Regions from separate parts of the Homo sapiens genome. Here region 1 is linked to region 2. A link is an interaction called in ENCODE POLR2A ChIA-PET data of the cell type or tissue named here. Cell type or tissue: OCI-LY7. All regions are shown on one strand. Each heading gives the region's core, and the rest is flanking DNA. Links, peaks and the distances in the headings are about the cores only.

The links. Peaks named below come from ENCODE experiments on the same cell type or tissue, not always from the same donor. Only the 100,000 strongest peaks of a DNase experiment are listed, where the experiment ranks them.
Region 1: POLR2A ChIA-PET joins it to region 2 with 10 read pairs; 4 of 35 experiments call an interaction of 5 or more read pairs at or near these places.

Annotation. Positions count from the first base shown.
Region 1 is chr1:9,883,649-9,896,796 of GRCh38, forward strand. It overlaps CTNNBIP1 (catenin beta interacting protein 1), which reads right to left. Exons shown (of 6, transcript NM_020248.3): 2 at 57-90. It overlaps LOC124903838 (a long non-coding RNA gene), which reads right to left and starts at 50. Exons shown (of 2, transcript XR_007065456.1): 1 at 1-50. RefSeq lists enhancers at 280-1,069, 3,145-3,733. In OCI-LY7, for the core only: no CTCF peak of the experiment used is centred there; DNase peaks (open chromatin) are centred at 5,963 and 6,603; H3K27ac peaks cover 687 bases.
Region 2 is chr1:9,711,090-9,719,089 of GRCh38, forward strand. It overlaps PIK3CD (phosphatidylinositol-4,5-bisphosphate 3-kinase catalytic subunit delta), which reads left to right. Exons shown (of 24, transcript NM_005026.5): 4 at 4,452-4,680; 5 at 4,760-4,989; 6 at 5,351-5,530; 7 at 5,870-6,019; 8 at 6,448-6,537; 9 at 7,605-7,826. It overlaps LOC124903839 (a long non-coding RNA gene), which reads right to left and starts at 7,647. Exons shown (of 2, transcript XR_007065457.1): 1 at 7,581-7,647; 2 at 7,014-7,281. RefSeq lists silencers at 208-408, 6,871-6,940 and enhancers at 4,268-5,243, 5,244-6,219, 7,196-8,000, 7,767-8,000. In OCI-LY7, for the core only: CTCF peaks have their summits at 6,421, 6,869 (motif pointing left) and 7,091; DNase peaks (open chromatin) are centred at 3,262, 5,072 and 6,682; H3K4me3 peaks cover 2,542 bases; H3K27ac peaks cover 1,750 bases.

The DNA.
Region 1 (13,148 bases), core at 4,902-12,901, 180 kb after region 2:
CTGCCTAGAAACCCTTTCCCTCCCTCCTCATGGTCCTCCTGGAACTCAGTACTCACCCAGTGCTGTCACCGTTGTCAAGTCTGTCGGTCCCTGCAAGAGGGAGAAGAGGGGCAGAATCTTGCCTGTCCTTTCCCAGGTGCCCTGGCCCCCACTTGCTCTGCCTGAGAGCTGTGCTCAGCCTCAGGTGAGTCTTAACCTCGGCTTTGCCTCCTCCAGGTGGGTCGGCTGACTTAACGGTGCTGGGGGAGCTCAGGGGAGGTCACCACCCAAACAGTCAAGGAGGAAGAAGGTGGGGGAACGGGAGTCTGAAGATGCTGTGGGCAGGAGGGAGGGAATCCATGGGGAAGGAGGAAGGAGGAGGAGGGCAGGGAGCAGAGGAAGGGGAGAGTGAGGCAGAGGCACAGAAAAGGCTCCCGTGGAAGGGGGAGGGCACCTGGGCCAGCAGATTGCCTGTGGCTGGGCCTGTAGGCAGAGCCGGGGTACAAGGGACCCAACAGCTGCTGGGCAGTGAGTGGGGGCGACGGGACTGGGCCAGAGGGGAGGACCAGCTAAGCTCAGTTAACTGGATGCCCTTTCCTGGGAATGGCTCCAGGCACACTCCCCAGCCCACAGCAGGGAGGGAGAGATCAGCCAGCAGCCAGCCAGGCTTTCACCAGGGGCCATGGCAGCCCTTGGGGCAGGGCAGTCTGGGGAGGAAGAGAGCACCATTGTAGACCCCACAGCTCAAGGGAGGAGGGAAGACAGCCAGGCCTTAATCCCCGAGAGCTGCCCAGCCCCAGGCCTCCCAACAGAAATCAGGATCTGAAAGGAAGACTCAGGCTGCCCAGAGCCACCCGGACCCACAGGCAAAGCTTCTATCTAGCAGGTCACAACCAGGACAAGGTGTGGGAGCCAAGGGGACCTGGTCACCAGTTCAGAGTCAGCTGCCCAAGGAACCCTGAGGAAGAGGAAGGTGCTGTCATGGGAGGATGAGAAGCATTTGCTATGAATTGGAACACATCAGAGAAAAACCAGCCCCAAATGCGTATGTACATCCTAGAGAGAGGGGAGGGCAGACAATAAAACACGAGTGATGGGGAAATCCTTAGCACACAGGAAAAAGACAGGTGCTGGGGCCAACCCGCGGGTGAGTGGGAACAGGAGTGTGAGGGTGGGCAGCGGGCCCTTCCTGAGCAAAGACGGGAAGACAGTGAGGGAGGGAGTTGGGGAGCAGAGCTGGACAGAGGCCCTATGGTGGGGGCACAGGGGCGGCTGCAGGCCAGCACTGGGGTGGGGCTGCGGTGGAACAGGCCCAGGCAGAAGAGGGGACAGGGCCTGTGTCACAAGGGCAGCTGGGAGCTGGGAGCAGAGGAATGGCTGGTCTGACTCGGGGTCCAGCAGGACCACCTGACTGTTGAATGGAGACAGGCCCAGGGCCAGAGTAGAGGCCGTGGCAGGAATCCAGGCAGATCTGCTGGTGTCTCAGGTGAGAGGGCAGCAGCAGAGGGTGAGGGTTCAAGGCAGCCAGCTGGGGACTCGTGGCACAGGCAGACAACAGGGAGCGCACTGTGGGATGTGGGGGCAATGGTGACGGCTCCCGGGTTTTCAGTCTAAGTGGCTGAAGGTCGACATTCCTATCAATTGAGATGGGGAGAAGCAAGTGGAACAATTTTGGGGGACAATCACGAGCTGAATTTTAGACTTTAAGAGGTTTTTCCATCTCTGAGCCTTTGTTTCCTTTTCTGTAGAAAGGGGGTGATAACAGCACCTACCTCAAGGGCAGGTTGTGAAAATGAGATAACATGCAAAGAAAGCACTTGAAGCCTGGGCACATAATGAGACTCCGTCTCTACAAAAAATACAAAAGTTAGCTAGGTGTGGTGGCGTGCACTTGCAGTCACAGTTATTCTGGAGGCTGAGGTGGGAGGATCGCTTGAGCCTGGAAAATCAAGGCTGCAGTGAGCAGTGATCATGCCACTAAACTCCAGCCTAGGTGACAGGGCAAGACCCTGTCTCTAAAAAAAAAAAAAAAGAGGACAGGTGCGGTGGCTCAGACCTGTAATCCCAGAACTTTGGGAGGCCAAGGCGGGTGGATCACCTGAGGTTGGGAGTTCAAGACCAGCCTGACCAACATGGAGAAACCCTGTCTCTACTAAAAATACAAAATTAGCCGTGTTGGTAGTGCATGCCTGTACTTGGGAGGCTGAGGCAGGAGAATCGCTTGAATCTGGGAGGCAGAGGTTGTGGTGAGCCAAGATTGTGCCATTGCACTCCAGCCTGGGCAACAAGAGTGAAACTCCATCTTGAGGAAAAAAAAAAAAAAAAGCACTTGGCCCAGTGAGTGCCTGGTATACAGCAAAGGCTCAATAAATTCTAGTTACTATACTAATGAGATAAGAAAATGACACAGACCATGTAAGTAAATGCTTTTTGTTACAGTATGGGGGATGGGAGTAAAAATAAACAGTAAGAATTCAAAGGCTTTTAATACCCTCAGCTTCTCGCCTCTTCTCTCCCAGCTGCCCGTCAGTCCCCAGCTGGCTCAGAGGAATGATAAGGGACAGAGAGGCGGGAGGGGACCTTGCTTCCACAGTCTGAGTGCTGCCCCGAATCACTGGGAACACTTCTCAGCAGGGTGCCGCTGACATTTCAGACTGGGTGCGTTTCTGCTGGAGGGCTGTCTGCACATTGCAGAAGCTGAGAGGCATTCCTGGCCTCCACCCACTAGATGCCAGTAGCAGCCCCCCTCCAGTTGTGACAATCGAATCGAATATATCTTCTGACGTTGCCATGTGTCCCGTAGGGGACAAAATTGCCAGGTCGAGAGCACTGCTTTAAAGAAGCAGCTGACACGTACTCTGGCTTACTCTGTGCCTTGCACCATTGGCAACTCTCAGGTAAGTGAATCATTCAGTCTTCGCCACACACGTCCCTACAGGGCTTTACAAATGGGCATGCCATGGTGCACAGAGGTGACATAACTCACCTGTCATGGCCCAGCTAGTCCACATCGGAGCAGGATGGAACCCAGATTGTTCAAGGTCTCAACCGCTCTGCCCTGTTGCTCTCCAGTATACAAGTACCTGGGTAAAAAGTCACTCTGAGCCAGCGAGGGGGACGGGGGGCAGAGGCCTGCCGCAGCTCCTGCTAGAGTCCCACACAAGGTAGCACCTCAGGTCCTCTAGCGACATCAAAAAAGGGAGTGCCAGAGGGAATTTCCACACGCTCCACTCTCAGTAATTAAACTGCAACAACCTCCCAGACTCTCAGGCCTCAGGAGCAACCGCCTTAATTAATATATTCCACGTTGCAGCCTCCTCCATCCACAGCCACGCTCGGTATTCCCGAACCGCACTCCACCAGCAGAGCTAGGACAAAACAGGCCTCCTAGTGAGGCATGGCATTTGCAGGCCACAGCCCCATTCTTAGGGGATAAGCCTGGGATGGGGAATGTGTCTTGAGGTCACCAACCCCAATTCAAACCTGATGCAAAGCTCCTTCCTGCTCCCTGAAGCCAGGTGATGCTACCGAAGAATAATTACTGTTGTCACCACAGCATTTTCTAAGTCCAGGCACAGAGTGGCAGAGTCAGTCAGCCCTCACAAGCCTGCAAGGTAGGAATTATTCCCATTTTATGGATGACAAAACTGAGGCTCAGAGAAGGTAAGTAACCTGCCTGAGGCCATGGAGTAATAAGTGGTAAGCCTGGATCCAAGGCCATGCTTTCCCTCTCTCCTAACAGCCCCTTCTGGCTCAGGAGTTGACAGACGCATTATCCATTTTAACTGAAATTAAAAGAAAAATGTGGGCCGGGCACAGTGGCTCACGCCTGTAACCCCAGCACTTTGGAAGGTGGAGGCGGGCAGATCAGGAGGTCAAGAGATCGCCAACATAGTAAAACCCTGTCTCTACTAAAATTACAAAAATTAGCTGGGCATGGTGGCACACGCCTGTAATCCCAGCTACTCGGGAGGCTGAGGCAAGAGAATTGCTTGAACCCAGGAGGCAGAGGTTGCAGTGAGCTGAGATCTCGCCACTGCACTCCAACCTGGCAAAAGAGCAAGATTCCGTCTCAAGAAAAAAAAAAGAAAAAGAAAAATCCACCTTACAGGAAAAAGAAAAACGGCTAGAGTCCAACCCACTGCCAATCAGAGATTAATTCGAAAATAAGGCTTACAATTATTATATACCAATAGAAATTAATTAATTATTTTTGAGATGGAGTCTCACACCGTCACCCAGGCTGGAGTGCAGTGGTGCGATCTCAGCTCACTGCAACCTCCGCCTCCCGGGTTCAAGTGATTATCCTGCCTCAGCCTCCTAATAGCTGGGATTACAGGCACCCACCACCACACCCAGCTAATTTTTGTATTCTTAGTAAAGACGGGGTTTCACCATGTTGGCTAGGCTGGTCTTGAAATCCTAACCTCAAGTGATCCACCTGCCTCAGCCTCCCAAAGTGCTGGAATTACAGGCATGAGCCACCACACCCCGCTAATTAATTTTTAAAAAGAAAATATGGTCTGGGCACAGTGGCTCATGCCTGTAATCCCAACGCTTTGGGAGGCTGAGGTGGGAGTATCACTTGAGGCCAGGAGTTTGAGCCTGGGCAACAAGGTGAAACCCCATCTCTACAAAAAATAAAAAAAAAAATTTAAAAGCTGGGCATGGTGGCCGGGCGCGGTGGCTCATGCCTGTAATCCCAGCACTTTGGGAGGCTGAGGTGCGCGGATCACCTGAGGTCAGGAGTTCAAGACCAGCCTGGCAAACATGGTGAAACCCCGTCTCTACTAAAAAATACCAAAAATTAGCTGGGTGTGAGGCTGAGGCAGGAGAATCGCTTGAGCCCAGGAGGCAGAGACTGCAGTGAGCCGAGATCGCGCCACTGCACTCCAGCCTGGGTGACAGAGCAAGACTGCCTCAAAAAAAAAAAAAATTAAGAAATGGTAATGTAAGGCGATGGGGAGAGGCCCTGCATCTGTCTACACACAGTGCCATCTGCATCGCATCCCAGACCACCCCATGTTAGCCACAGCTAGCCCTCCTCCAGTGGGGGCAGCCATGAAGCCCAAATGCAGGAGGACCCTTTCCTCTCTGGCTACAGGTCTGCTGCCGTGGGAGTGATTCTGGAATTCTCAACAGTTTGCCCTATGCACACTCCGAGATCAGAGTAGCCCGCCTGTCCCCTTCACAGCAGTGCCGTGCACGCTGTTCCAGGTCCAGAGCTCTCTGATGAAGGCCCTTTCGGAAGGTTCTGGGAGCATTTAAATCAAATCCACCTGACCTCATTCAATACAGCCCCGCAATGGCCAGAATGCAATGCTGCACCCAGCTGAGCCGCCTACCTACTGCAGGAAAGGTACTGACACGGCAACCAGGCTGGGAGGGAGGCGCCTGGAACCACTGGGGCATCCTCCTTTCTATGAAGGGGCTCCTGTTCAGAGCAAGCTCTGCAGGCCACCAGCAGGCATGCCACACACACCAAAGTGCTCCAGCACAGGCACAAACCTGCCTGGAGACAGCTTCCCCAGGACCTGCACGCTGGACAGGAAGCAAAAAGAAAGGGCTCCTTCTGTCCCTCCCACGCACTGAGGCAGGCGGTCAGATCCAAGCTTACCCTCATATTCCCTCTACAGCCGTGGCTCTCAATGGGGGCGATTCTGCCCCACGGCAGAAATGTGGCAATATCTAGAGACATTTTTGATTGTCACGACTAGTAGGGTCCTGCTGGGTAGAGGCCAGGATCAGTGCCCACCACCAATAATTATCCAGCCCCACGTCTGGAGAGCTGAGTGAGAAGCCCTACTAGGGGGCCATCTCGGAGCTGCCGATTGCACCAGGCTCCCTCCACATCTCTGGGCCTCTGCATCTGCTATGCTTTCCACCTAGAACTTCCTTCCCTCCCTGATTCCTGAGACCAAGCCTCACAGATGTTCTCTGCTCTACAACACCTTCTCTGGGCTGCCTCGAGGCCTGTGTCTGCACATCCGCCTGCATTTCCTCTTCTCGCATCACCGCCCCAACACTGTACCTGGATATCTGAGAAATGTTCACCACCAGACTGGAAGCTCTTTGAGGACAGACCGGGGGTGGTTTTAAGGCCTTTATAGGCCCCAGGGAACCTTATTCTCAGAGACATACTAAAACAAACCCACATCTCTTATTAAATGTAATCCTCACGTAACTCACAAGAGTAGAGGGAGTGATATATTTTTTTCCCACATGGCCAATATTTTTGTGGACCCTAGAAAAACTTGTAAGGCTCTGTGCTGAAGAATCTGGACAGGTGAGACACCACTGCTAGCCACAACTGGGGCTCCTCGAGTGGTGAAGTGAATGGGAACCATGAAGGAAGTGCCCCCCAGCCTTTGCATGGCCTCACTTCAGATAATCCTAACACACCAAGGAGCTGGAGGAACCTGCATGTTCCTATAACTGGATTGGCATGAGGCATCTGTTTACATCTTCTGGTTTAAAATATTTATCCTTGTGATTCTGGCCCAGATCTCGTTGTCTCTCCAGTCCTGAATTGAGTGAAACCCACCTTTTTACAGAGGCAAGAGTACCTGGCAGGCCTGCTCTGACAGCCTCTTGAAATTCAGCTGAAAACAATGCAAACAGGAAGGCATGTGGAGCCTGAGGAAGTTTCCTTGGCTGCCCCAGAACACTGAAGATCCTGGGCTATGTCTTCAGGCTCTACTGTTCTAACCAAGGGGACGTGCTGGTGGAGGTTTTCTCTCTGCACAGTGGGGGGACAAGGACAGAAGAAAAGAAAGGCATCTTTCGGCTTAATTTTAAAAGAGGTTCTTTTTTCTTCCCAGAGAACAGCTGGAGCCCTGGAACCTGGCCAAGTCAGAGCCTGAGACCTGAAGTCAGGAACCAGCACGCCTACAAAATCCAGCCACGGATCTTCCTTTAATTCAGTCTGACTCATTACCTTCAGCCTCTGGCAGGTTCCAGAGGGGTTACTAATGCAGAATCCAGAGCCTTCTTCTATTTATAAGCCAATGGAAGGGCTGGAATCCTAGCTCTTGCATGGGTACAAGCGCCCCCTCACTCCTGGGTATGAGGCCTCCCAGGCCTGACCGACCTTCCCCATGGGCTGTGCACCTGGCAGGAAGCTTCCTGAGCAAAGGCATCAAAAGATCCTCTGTGTCAACTGGAGGTAGAGGAACGCTTTTTCTCTCCTGGGACACCAGAGAGATCCCCAGCAAGCTGACTAAGTCCCCAAAAGGCAAATTAATTTGCATTTCTGTCAGGAAGGGACCACTTCCAGACCTAGTAATTCCAGGGATGGAGCCTGGCCCAGAGGTTCTGGAGAGCATGGGTCACCTCCAGAGAGTGCGGGTCACCTCCAGAGAGTGCGATCAGACTGGAAATTTTGACCTATGGAAGCTCCATCAATCCCGCTGTCAAAAGCTATGCCAGCTCTTTGCAGGGTCACAGCTTAAAATTTTAATTACATTAGGAAATTTAAAAGTACTTCAAGAAGAAAGGGGGAAAACTGACACAGTGCTATTTTTGGCGGGGGTGGGGGGCACTCACGTTTCTCCACAAGGTACATAAGGTCCCTTCACTCTGAACCACACTGACATGTTCACGCCACCCCATTCCCACAAGGACAAGCCTCATCCTCAGAGGCAGGCCTGGGCATGGCCCGGCCCTCCCATTGCCTGAGGGTCACCCAGATCTTCTCAACAGGCACCTCTCTCTCCAGCTCTTCTCCCCTTGCCCCATTCCCTCCATAGCTTTCCCTCATTAAAGCCTCTATAATTGGTTCAAACAAACAAGCTTCCTGAACTGAGTTTGCTGCATCCCCTCAGAATCCCAGGGCTGGGAAAGCCTCCAGCTTCCTGTGGTGAGGATTAGGTCATTAAATCAATTGGATCGGCTGCAGGACTGTGCCCCCGGAAGCAGCCCCCTCCTCACCACCCGGCTCTGGGGATGGTCATCCTCAGGACCTGGCTGAGAGACCCCAGGTGCAGCCTCCTGGGGAAACGCTTCCCAATCAAACTCTTCGGAAAATAAGTTTTGTTGGGCACAGTGGCAAATGCCTGTAATCCCAGCACTTTGGGAGACTGAGGTAGGAGAATTGCTTGAGGCCTGGACTTCAAAACCAGCCTGGGCAATAAAGTAAGACCCCATCTCTTTAAATTTTTTTTTTTTTTTTTTTTTTTTTTTTTGGAGATGGGGTCTCGCTCTTTCCCTCTGTCGCCCAGGCTGGAGTGCAGTGGCGCAATCTCGTTTCACTGCAACCTCTGCCTTCCAGTCTCAGGTGATTCTCCTGCCTCGGCCTCCCGAGTAGTTGGGACTACAGGTGCGTGCCACCATGTCCAGCTAATTTTATTTTGTATTTTTAGTAGGGACAGGGTTTTGCCATGTTGGCCAGGCTGGTCTCAAAATCCTGACCTCATGTGATCTGCCTACCTCAGCCTCCCAAAGTGCTGGCATTATAGACATGAGCCACCGAGCCTGGCTTCTACAAAAAATCTTTAAAAGATTAGCTGGGTGCAGCCTGGGCGCGGTGGCTCACGCCTCTAATCCCAGCACTTTGGGAAGCTGAGGCGGGCGGATCATGAGGTCAGGAGATCAAGACCATCCTGGCTAACACGGTGAAACCCCGTCTCTACTAAAAATACAAAAAATTAGCCAGGCGTGGTGGTGGGTGCCTGTGGTCCCAGCTACTCGGGAGGCTGAGGCAGGAGAATGGCGTGAACCCGGGAGGCAGAGCTTGGAGTGAGCCGAGATCGCGCCACTGCATTCCAGCCTGGGGGACAGAGCGAGACTCCGTCTAAAAAAAAAAAAAAAAAAAGATTAGCTGGGTGTGCAGTGGCTTGCACCTGTAGGCCCAGTTACTTGGGAGGCTGAGGTGGGAGGATCCCAAGAGCCCAGGAGTCTGAGGTTGCAGTGAGCTATGATCACACCACTGCACCCCAGCCTGGGCAACAGAGCGAGACTGTCTCAAAAAAAAAAAAAGAAAAGAAGTTTTAAGGCCACTGCCTCTTTCCAACAGGCTGTCAGCATAAAGGTATGTGTTAATTTGCATAAAGATATAGGTGTATCTGTTTACTTCGCAAATACACCCATCTGTGCTACAGAGGCCAGGGTTCCTGGCTCCACGCATCACGTGAGCCACACTGCTTGCTTGTTTGGGTGATTGCTTCTGCTCTACTAAGCAGGAGGCGACCTTCCTGATCCTTTCCCCTCCAGCTACCTCGGAACAAAACATAATCCAAGGAAGGAGGAAACCTCCCCCTAAGAGGCTGTTGAGGACTCAGTTTCCTTCCTCTCCAAATGTTTAACAAGCCAATAATCAAAATCAACAATGCTTTAAACAAAGACCCCTTCAGAATCTCCCATGTGTTTATCCCATTAACTTACTGTGGGAAACGGTATCGGGACAAAAACTCCTGATGGGTCACAAGGCCTTGTCCAGTCTGAAGGCAAGGACAGTGGCAGCTGGAGCTGAAGGGAAGGAAGATCAGAAAAGACGCACTTGCTCCAGAAGAGGGGAAAATACAGCACCTGATACAATAGGAATCCACCCACAAACCCTGGAGGGTTTGTTCAAGGTTAAAGCCACCACAGACAAGCTCAGGAGAGTAGCCACAGGGGCGGCCAGTGTAAAGTGTCCAAGAAACTGTCCCTAGTCACAATGGGCGCAGGCATGAACACCCAGATCTGGGCACACCCTGGCAAACTAGCTCAGGAGACGAACCACCATCACCCATTTGTAATGACATCCCCTTTCCCAAAGCCACGAAACTGTTAGTCACCAAACCACAGAAAGGAAGCAGAAGCTTCTGGCAAAACTGGTCTGTTAAGAGCTCCCCTGGCAAAAAGACTCCAGTTTTTCCAGGCCAACGACTCACCCAAGACTGTTACATTTTACAAAATGAAACCCAGGAGTCTTTACAAGCCCATATCCAAAGAATGTAAGCAGGACCTGCCCTCCTGCAAAAACTCTCCATTGAGAGGAAAAAGCTTATCTCAAGGGTCACTGGAAGAGGGTTAATTACACGACACATTAATTTGATGATTAAGATGATTTCTGAGGATTAAGACTTTGTTTAAGTCCCAGAGAACAAAACTTCCTTGCAAATTTCCTTGGAGCACATAATGCAATGTTAAAAAACGAAAACAAAACCAAAAAAGGCATCAACGCACAGGACAAAGCATGCTAGGTCTTACCTGCTTCTAGAAAAGTCACTGAAGTCTGCCAGAAAGACACTAATCATAAAAACTTCCAAGTCCGAAAAAAGAATAACTCACCCAAAAAAGAAGTTCCTAAGAGAGAGGGAAACTGACTATTGTACATGCTGTAAAAGGACAAAGAAACCAGAAATCCAGGACAATAACCCAGGAGGGCCACGGCAACCAAAGGACCTGCAATCAAAATCAATTCCAGATGGAACAAAGTTGTTTTTTTTTCTTCCTCCTCACCTTTTTCTTTTGAAAAATTCCAAAGCCACGGAAGAGCTAAAAGAACAGTACAAGAACATCCACATACCTTGCTCCTGGAGTCCCACTGTTCACATTTTGCTATATATGTTTTATGGCTCTGTGCTGTGGGTATATGTCAAGGTACACGCACACTGCTGCTTTTCCTGAACCATCTGAAAGTCAATTGCAGAGATCATGATACTTGGCTAATGCCTCAGCACAGATCTCCTAAGGCCATTCTCCTACATAACCACAATATCATTAACACCCCAAGGAATTCTTGTTTGTTTGGTTTTGTTTTTTGAAACAGTGTCTCGCTCTGTCACACAGGGTGGAGTGCAGTGGTGCGATCACAGCTCACTGCAGCCTCAACATCCAGGGCTCAAGTGATCCTCCCCCCTCAGCCTCCTGAGTAGCTAGGATTAGAGGTGTGCACAACCACACTCGACTGCTTTTTTTTTTTCTTTTCTTTTGTGAGACAGGGTCTCACCCTGTCACCCAGGCTGGAGTGTAGTGGTGCAATCTCAGCTCACTGCAACCTCCACCTCCCAGGCTTAAGCGATCCTCCCACCTCAGCCTCCCAAATAGCTAGGCCTGCAGGCATGCATCACTATACCCAGCTAATTTTTATAGTTTTTGTAGAAATGGCGTTTCACCATGTTGCCCAGGCTAGTTTTGTTTTTTGTTTGAGACAGAGTCTCGCTCTGTCACCCAAGCTGGAGTGCAGTGGTGTGATCTCTGCTCACTGCAATTTCCGCCTCCCGGGTTCAAGAGATTCTCCTGCCTCAGCCTCCTGACTAGCTAGGATCACAAGTGTGACTGCCATGCCTGGCTATTTTTTTTTTTTTTTTTTTTGAGACAGAGTCTCACTCTGTCCCTCAGGCTGGAGTGCAGTGGTGCAATCTCGGCTCACTGCAAGCTCTGCTTCCCAGGTTCACACCATTCTCCTGCCTCAGCCTCCCAAGGAGCTGGGACTACAGACGCCCACCACCATGCCCTGCTAATTTTTTGTATTTTTAGTAGAGACAGGGTTTCACCGTGTTAGCCAAGATGGTCTCGATCTCCTGACCTCATGATACGCCCGCCTCGGCCTCCCGAAGTGCTGGGATTACAGGCATGAGCCACTGCACCCGGCCTGTTTTGTTTTTGAGACAGTCTTACTCTGTCACCCACGCTGGAATGTAATGGCACAATTGCAACTCACTGCAACCTCCGCCTCCTGGGTTCCAGCGATTCTCCCACCTCAGCCTCCCAAGTAGCTGGGATTATAGGCACCCACCACCATGCCCAGCTAATTTTTGTATTGCAGTTGAGATGGGGTTTTGCCATGTTGGGCAGGCTGGTCTTGAACTCCTGACTTCACGTGATCCGCCCGCCTCAGCCTCCCAAAGTGCTGGGATTACAGGCGTGAGCCACCATGCCTAGCCTAGTTTTGTTTTGTTTTGAGATGGAGTCTTGCTCTGTCGCCAGGCTAGAGTGCAGTGGCACGATCTCGGCTCACTGCAACCTCCGCCTCCCGGGTTCAAGCGATTCCATTGCCTCAGTCTCTCGAGCAGCTGGGACTATAGGTGCACGCCACCATGCCCAGCTAATTTTTTGTATTTTTAGTAGAGACAGGATTTCACCATGTTGGCCAGGCTGGTCTCTCGAACTCCTGACCTCGTGATCCACCCGCCTTGGCCTCCCAAAGTGCTAGGATTACAGGCATGAGCCACCGCACCTGGCCTTGTTTTGTTTTTTAAGAGATGGGACTTGCTATGTTGCCCAGGCTGGTCTTGAACTCCTGGCCTCAAGCAATCCTCCTGCCTCTGCCTCCAAAAGTGCTGGGATTACAGGTGTGAGCCACCACGCCCGACCTTCCCAAGGAATTTAATATTGACCAAGTAGTATCTTTGATATCCACCCCATATCCAAATTTCCCCAATTCCCCCTCCCCCTCAATTTGGCCTTCACTTGTGTTTAATCCAGGACTGGATCAAGGATCTCAGTTGTATTTGGTTCCCATGCTCTTCAACCTACTTAATCTAGAGTGGTTTAGCAGCTTTTCTTTGTTTATCAGGATATTAACATTTTTTAGAGTCCAGGACCCTTGTCTTTAGGATGTTCCACAATCTGGATTTGGCCAATTGTTCCTTAAACACTTTCACAAGAAATTATGTATCTGATGTATCAGTGTTCCACTAGAAGTGCATAATGCCAGTTTGCCCCAATTCTGGTGATGCTGGCTTTGATACCTTGGATATGGATCAAAGTTTTAATGTATAAAACATGGAGTGAATGTATTAGACGAAAACACAGGCAAAGAAAACAGTGCGAGAAGAAAATATGAAATGAAACCTAGAAGTCAGCCGGGTGCAGTGGCTCATGCCTGCAATCCCAGCACTTTGAGACACAAAGGCAGGCAGATCACCTGAGGTCAGGAGTTCGAGAGTAGCCTGGCCAACATGGTGAAACCCCGTCTCTACTAAAAATATAAAAATTAGGCCGGCCATGGCGGCTCACGCTTCTAATCCCAGGATTTTGGGAGGCCGAGGTGGGCAGATCACAAGGTCAGGAGTTCAAGACCAGCCTGACTAACATGGTAAAACCCCGTCTCTACTAAAAAATACAAAAATTGGCCGGGTGCGGCGGCTCACGCCTTTAATCCCAGCACTTTGAGAGACCAAGGTGGGCGAATCATGAGGTCAGGAGTTCGAGACCAGCCTGGCCAAAATGGTGAAACCCCA
Region 2 (8,000 bases), core at 1-8,000:
TGGTTTTTTTGGTTTTTGTTTTTTGAGACAATCTCGCTCTGTCACCTAGGCTGGAGTGCAGTGGCATGATCTCAGGTGACTACAACCTCTGCCTCCCAGGCTCAAGCAGTTCTCGTGCCTCAGCCTCCTGAGTAGCTGGGACTATAGGCGTGCACCACCACACCTGGCTAATTTTTGTGTTTTTTAGTAGAGATGGGGTTATGCCATGTTGGCCTGGCTGGTCTTGAACTCCTGAGCTCAAGTGATCCACCCGCTTCGGCCTCTTAAAGTGTTGGAATTACAGGTGTGAGTCACCGCGCCCGACCCAAAAGATAAATCACGTCCATGAGTTGTTGAAAGACTTGTGGTTGCGTCCAATTATTCCAATTTCAGCTTTCCCCATTTCACAGTGTATGTTTCCCTCTACTCAGTTATCCAATTATTCATGACTAGATGAGATTAGGGGCTGCCTCCCACGGTGGGCTTTCATCCTATTCATGACTGTGTCATCATTTTTTTTTTTGAGATGGGGTCTCACTCTGTTGCCCAGCCTGGAGTGCAGTAGTGCGATCACAGCTCACTGCAGCCTCAATCTCCCCAGGCTTAGGTGAGCCTCTTACCTCAGCCTCCTGAGTAGCTGGGACTACAGGCACGTGCCATCAAGCCCAACTAATTTTTCGTGTCTGTATTTTTTGTGGAGATGGGGTTTCACCATGTTGCCCAGGCTAGAATGTGCCTTTCATTTTTGAAACCACACTCCATCCATGGCTGCCTAAGTGGTTTACAGGTCTTTTGTCTTTAAAGCTGTTGCCATAGTAAACAACATCTCTTTTTCTTTTTTTTTTTGAGATGGAGTCCCGCTCTGTCGCCCAGGCTGGAGTGCAGTGGCGCCATCTCGGCTCGCTGCAAGCTCCACCTCCCAGGTTCACACCATTCTCCTGCCTCAGCCTCCCGAGTAGCTGGGACTACAGGCGCCCACCACCACGCCCGGCTAATTTTTTGTAAACAGCATCTTTGGAAAGAGATTTTGGTTTGTTGAATAATATTCAGGATGGACTACTGAGTCAAAGGATTAAATATGTAGACAATATTTGGTGGATATTGTCTTGTGACCTTCTAAAGGGCTTGTGCCCCTTACTAAGCATGGGACTTGAGGGATCATGCCTTGGGCTGTGGGAGGGCAGGACCTTATCCCAGAATTTTATTTTATTTTTATTTATTTTTATTTTTTGAGACAGGGTTCACTCTGTTGCCCAAGCTGGAGTGCAGTGGTGTGATCTTGGCTCACTGCAACCTCCGCCTCCCAGGTTCAAGCAATTCTCCTGCCTCATCTTCCCAAGTAGCTGGGACTACAGGCACGTGCCACCACGCCCGGCTAATTTTTGTATTTTTAGTAGAGACGGGGTTTCACCATGTTGGCCAGGCTGGTCTCGAACTCCTGACCTCAAGTGATCTGCCCACCTTGGCCTCCCTTAGTGCTGGGATTACAGCCGTGAGCCATGGCACCCGGCCCTTATCCCAGAATTTTAAAAGCTATAATTGGGAGCAGGGAAAAAATACGAAAGAAGTAATGGATCATCTTTGAGAGTTTTTTCTTCTTCTCTTCCTGGAAGATGTCTTTAAAAATTAAGTTTCTTTTTCCTTCCATTGGAAGAGTAATATGGACACATTACAATTTAGGAAAAGGCCTGGCATGGTGGCTCATGCCTATAATCCCAGAACTTTGGGAGGCTGAGGCAGGAGAATTGCTTGAGCCCAGGAGTTCGAGACCAGCCTGGGTAACATGACAAAACCCTGTCTCTACAGAAAATGAAAAATAAAAAAATTAGCCAGGGCCAAGCATGGTGGCTCACGTCTCTTATCAGCACTTTGGGAGGCGGAAGCGGGTAGGTCACCTGAGGTCAGGAGTTTGAGACCAGCCTGGCCAACAAGGTGAATCCCCATCTCTACTGAAAATACAAAAAATTAGCCAGGTGTGGTGGTAGATGCCTGTAATCCCAGCTACTCGGGAGGCTGAGGCCGAAGAATTGCTTGAACCTGGGAGGTGGAGGTTGCAGTGAACTGAGATGTGGGCCATTGCATTCCAGCCTGGGCGACAAGAGCGAAACTCTGTCTCAAAAAAAAATCAGCCTGTGTGGTGGCATGTGCCTGTGATCCTAGCTACTCAGGAAGCTGAGGCAGGAGGATCACTTGAGCCTGGGAGTTTGAGGCTGCAGTGAGCCATGATTTGCCACTGCACTCCAGCCTGGGTGACAGAGTGAAACCCCGTCTGTAAAATAAACAAGCAAACAAACAGACAAAAACAAACACAAAAAATAAATGTAGGAAAAGTAGAAAAAGGAAAAAAATTACCTCTGATCCAGCCATATGAGAAAACCACAGTGAATACTTTGGCTATTGCCTGTTTTCTCCTCTATGTACAGTGTTTTTTTTGTAATAATTCTGATTATGACCTTTCATATCTTTTTTTCTGAGTTAACGGTATAACATTTTATTCATGTTATTAACTTTATATAGATACCATTGTATTTTATTTTGCTTGAGAATGGTCTCACTTTGTTGCACAGGCTGGAATGCAGTGGCATAATCCTAGCTCTCTGCAGCCTTGACATCCTGGGCCCAAGCGATCTTCCCATCTTAGCCTACTGAGTAGCTGGGACTACAGGCATGCACCACCATGCCTGGCTAATTTTATTTTTTATTATTATTATTATTATTTTTGTAACGGTGGACCTTGCCATGTTGCCCAAGCTATAGATAGCATTTTAGTTTTTTATTTTTATACTTTTTTTTTTTTTTTTTGAGACAGGGTCTTGCTCTGTCATCCAGGCTGTAGTGCAGTGGCATGATCACAGCTCATGGCAGCCTCAACCTCCTGGGCTCAAATGATTCCCCCATCTCAGCCTCCTGAGTAGCTGGGACTACAGGTGCATGCCACCATAACCAACTAATTTTTTATTTTTTGTAGAGATGGAGTCTTATTATGTTGCCCAGGCTGGCCGTGAACTCCTGTGCTCAAGTGATCCTCCCACCTCAGCCTCCCAAAGTATTGGGATTACAGGAGTAAGCCACCGCACCTGACCTAGATGTCATTTTAAATCAGTCTTATTTTTCCATTTACAGAGCTGTGCATGTGGGTTATTAAAATTCAAACAGTGCAGAGGCAAAGCATACACATCTCGATTTGGTCCCAATTCTTCATATTTGTATTTATCCCAGGGGCCAGATAGTAAATATTTTAGCAGTTGCTGGCTGGCTCTGTTATCTGTTGCGATGATTCAGTCCCGCCACCATAGGACAGGAGCAGCCCTGAGTGATATGTAAATGAAGAGGCGTGGCTTTTTGGGGTTAACCAGGTGGCAGGTGGATTTAGCCAGGAAAAGGGTGGTTTGCTCACCCCTGGTCTATGTTAATTGATATGTTTATTAGGGGTTTTTTTGTTTGTTTTTTAATGGAAATGGGCTTGACCCACACCTGCTGCTCTGTATCTTGGGGTTTTCCCCTCACTTAATGACACACCTTGGACCCCTCCAGGCCGGGCACATAGAGCTGCTTGACAGTCCCTAGACTGTCACAGCTTGGCGCCATCCCACTGCTTGACAGACCATAGTTAGCCGTTGCCCTTTGTAGCAACACTGGGAACTTTCCTCCTTTCCCGTCTTCTTTGTGACTCAGTGGTGAACACCTTTCAACTGCTTGTTGCTGTGGGAGGGCTGGAGGCCCGTCACCCCAGGGCACACACTCCATGGAGAATTCTCTTTGGGCCCCCTTGCTGTGTTAAATATTTCTGAGTTCGTTGCCAACATTTAAAAATCAGGGTTGCCAGGCGCAGTGGCTCACACCTGTAATCCCAGCACTTTGGGAGGCCGAGGTGGGTGGATCACCTGAGGTCAGGAGTTTGAGACCAGCTTGGCCAATGTAGCGAAACCCCATCTCTACTAAAAAAAAATACAAAAAATTTAGCCAGGCATGGTGGTGCATGCCTATAATCCCAGCTACTCGGGAGGCTGAGGCAAGAGAATCACTTGAACCTGGGAAGCAGAGGTTGCAGTGAGCCAGGATTGCGCCACTGCACTCCAACCTGGGCGACAGAGTGGGACTCCATCTCAAAAATAAAATAAATAGGTGAAGAACTCCAGGACAGTTAGCTGGGCTGCATGAAGGTCATGGCCCCCCGTCTCTGGAGTGACCTAGGGTGGTCCTGCACTCTGGGAGGGGAGCCTGTAGGACGTGGTGCCAGCCCCAGATCCCAGCACCTCCCAGGTGCCCCCACAGAAGGGCATCAGTGGAGAAGCCTGTCCACCCATGGTCAGCACCCAGGGGGCTGCAGAGAGTGCAGATCTTGGGGTCTGCCTCTGCCCTCTGGGAGGTTTGGACCCCCAGGCTGGAGGCCAGCTCTCCACCCTCCCTCAGCCTCCCACCTCCCAGTGGCTGCCTTGGGTGGAGGGGCTGACCGGTGACTGTCCCTCCAGCTGCTGTGGCACCGCGCCCAGTATGAGCCGCTCTTCCACATGCTCAGTGGCCCCGAGGCCTATGTGTTCACCTGCATCAACCAGACAGCGGAGCAGCAAGAGCTGGAGGACGAGCAACGGCGTCTGTGTGACGTGCAGCCCTTCCTGCCCGTCCTGCGCCTGGTGGCCCGTGAGGGCGACCGCGTGAAGAAGCTCATCAACTCACAGATCAGCCTCCTCATCGGCAAAGGTAGCTCTGCCGAGTGGGCCGTGTGGCCGGGCTGGCCCTGCCTGCCCCACCCGCTGACCCAGCCCTCCCCACCCCGCAGGCCTCCACGAGTTTGACTCCTTGTGCGACCCAGAAGTGAACGACTTTCGCGCCAAGATGTGCCAATTCTGCGAGGAGGCGGCCGCCCGCCGGCAGCAGCTGGGCTGGGAGGCCTGGCTGCAGTACAGTTTCCCCCTGCAGCTGGAGCCCTCGGCTCAAACCTGGGGGCCTGGTACCCTGCGGCTCCCGAACCGGGCCCTTCTGGTCAACGTTAAGTTTGAGGGCAGCGAGGTGAGCCCATGCGTGGCCTGCGGCATCCAGGCTGCTCTGTCCATGGGGAGCACTTCCTCTGTGAAACTCCTCAGTCATCCGCAAGCCCCCCTCCCCCAGTGGCATCAGATGGTGTTTGCCAGGTGTCTGTGCATGTGTGGGGCTCAACTGAACGTCCCCCCAGGCAAGCTCAACGTGGCAGGATAACCAAGTGGCGTGGGGCATTGGGCATCAGTTTGTTCATTCTTTGAACAAATATTTCCCAGTGTCATTTGTGAACTCCCCAGACCCTACCCTTGGGGGCAAATAGGCAACCCTGCCCTGTGCCCCAGAACCCCGGGGGGCCTCGAGGGCAGAGGACTGACCTCCCTCCTCCCCACAGGAGAGCTTCACCTTCCAGGTGTCCACCAAGGACGTGCCGCTGGCGCTGATGGCCTGTGCCCTGCGGAAGAAGGCCACAGTGTTCCGGCAGCCGCTGGTGGAGCAGCCGGAAGACTACACGCTGCAGGTGAACGGCAGGCATGAGTACCTGTATGGCAGCTACCCGCTCTGCCAGTTCCAGGTGAGGCCGCTGAGGCCCTCTGCACTCTGGGCTCCCAACGCCCTGGATAGGGCCTGGGTGGGAGTCGGGGAGCTGACATTTGGGCGCACCTTGAGCCTGCCGAGCCAGGCCTTTGGGTCACCGCCAGAGCATCCCCTGGTAGGGCTGGCCCTCTCTGAGAGCACAAGGAGGGGCTCCGTCTTGGGAGGTGGAGGTGGGGCAGGAAAAACCAGCAGGAAGCCCTCCCCTCTCCCAAGGCCTAGGACAGGCAGTGGGCAGCTTGGGGGGTCCTGGGAATCCTGGTGTCCAGGGAGTGGTTGGGGCCGCCCCACCAGCCGCTCACCCTGCACCCCGTCTCAGTACATCTGCAGCTGCCTGCACAGTGGGTTGACCCCTCACCTGACCATGGTCCATTCCTCCTCCATCCTCGCCATGCGGGATGAGCAGAGCAACCCTGCCCCCCAGGTCCAGAAACCGCGTGCCAAACCACCTCCCATTCCTGCGAAGAAGGTGAGATGGCGCCTTCCGCCTCCCCTCTGAGCCACCCCTTCTTTCCACCTGGCGTCCAACTCCATGTGCTACTGGCCATGGGTCCAGGGGCCCTTGGTATGGAGAGCTGGGGCTTTGAGCTGGGGAAGCCAACACAGCTGACCAGCGTCCTGGGCTGGGGGCCTGTGGGACTGCCGTGGGTGGGGGGCAGCCCCATGCCTGGCTCACCGGCTGCCCTTCCCCTCTGCAGAGCTCAGGGGTGTTGGGGCCCCCTGGGGAGCCCGCATGGCAGGTTTTCTGGGAAAGGATAGCATTGTGGACAGGCCCAAACCTGGCCGCAAACCTGTGACCCTCTCACCCGCCCCCAAGTGGTCACGGGCCTCACCATAGGCCAGGGAGACAAGCTGCACTTTGAGCCGTGTTAACAGCCCTGCTTCCCCGGCCCCCAGCCTTCCTCTGTGTCCCTGTGGTCCCTGGAGCAGCCGTTCCGCATCGAGCTCATCCAGGGCAGCAAAGTGAACGCCGACGAGCGGATGAAGGTGGGGCTCCTGGGATAGGTGGGAGAGACACTGTTTTTTTGCACAAACAAGGTGGCTGTATCCTGGAGGGGTAGCAGAGGAAGGAGGGGGATCACATGAAAGCCACCTGACCACATTACCCAGCATCCCTGCCTGGGGCGCTGTGAGCGGCTTGAAAACAGGAAGTGGGGAGGGGGTGGGCCAGCCGGCCCTGGAGGCTGATTCGTAGAAACTTGGGCCAAGCAGCGTTCTGGGTATTTGACTTTGGTGGAGGTTATGGGGCCAGGTTCAGCCCAGGGATCCGGGACCGCAGAGCTGGGGGAAGGGCCGGGCATGGAAGAGGGGCTGGGTCCAGCTGGGCTGGGGGCTGTGGTGCTCCCTGGAGGCACCAGGGCGGTGCCTGCAGCCTGTGAGGGCTGCACCTGCCTCAACCTCTAGGGGCTGAGCCCACCTCCCTGTTGTCTCTTAACACTTTCACACGCTCCATCGCAACAGCCTGCAGTCATGGGCTTTATTGTCCTGTTTGCTGGACATGATACCTGAGTCCTCAGAGGTTGGCCCTCCTGCCTGGAGTGTGTTTCACTGGGGAAATCGTATAAGCAGGGCAGGTCTGGGTTCCACTGGCAGGAATCGAGGGGGACTGGATCAGAGGGACTTCCAGGGTGGTGGTGTCAGGTGGAATTGGAAGGGGCCGGACATCAGGTGGCAGGAAAAGTCCTTCCCCACCCACATGGGCTCATAGGAATCTGAGAAGTCCAGGGAGCCCTAGGATGTTAGAGCAAGGGTCCCTGAAGTTCTTGATCCCTGATGGGGAAACTGAGGCCTGGAGTGGGGAATGGACATGCCCCGAGGTCCCCAGAGTTGGGGTAGCTGAGACAGGGCACCCATGCACAGCCCGTGGTACCCTCCCTCACCCCAGGGCCGCTCATGCCCCTCAGGCCTTCCCTGTGCTGCACCACCTTCCTTCGTGTGGGAAGTAGAGTTCAGACCCACCTGAGGACATTCAAGGGGGAGACTGACACCTTAAGGGGGAGGGGAGAGGGGCTGGGCCTCTGCCTCCTCACCCATCATCCCGGCACCTTCTACAGCTGGTGGTGCAGGCCGGGCTTTTCCACGGCAACGAGATGCTGTGCAAGACGGTGTCCAGCTCGGAGGTGAGCGTGTGCTCGGAGCCCGTGTGGAAGCAGCGGCTGGAGTTCGACATCAACATCTGCGACCTGCCCCGCATGGCCCGTCTCTGCTTTGCGCTGTACGCCGTGATCGAGAAAGCCAAGAAGGCTCGCTCCACCAAGAAGAAGTCCAAGAAGGCGGTGGGTCCCAGGGCCGGCTGGGAGGGGTGCAGACCCCGGAGAGCCAGTACAGCCCCTTGCTGGGCCACTCACCACTCTCCTCCCGGCAAGCACGCAGCCTGGGGATGGGGGTCCTGGGATTGCTTGTGGACCCCAGCCTCCTCACCCACCCTAGTCTGGCCACCAGCCCTGCTC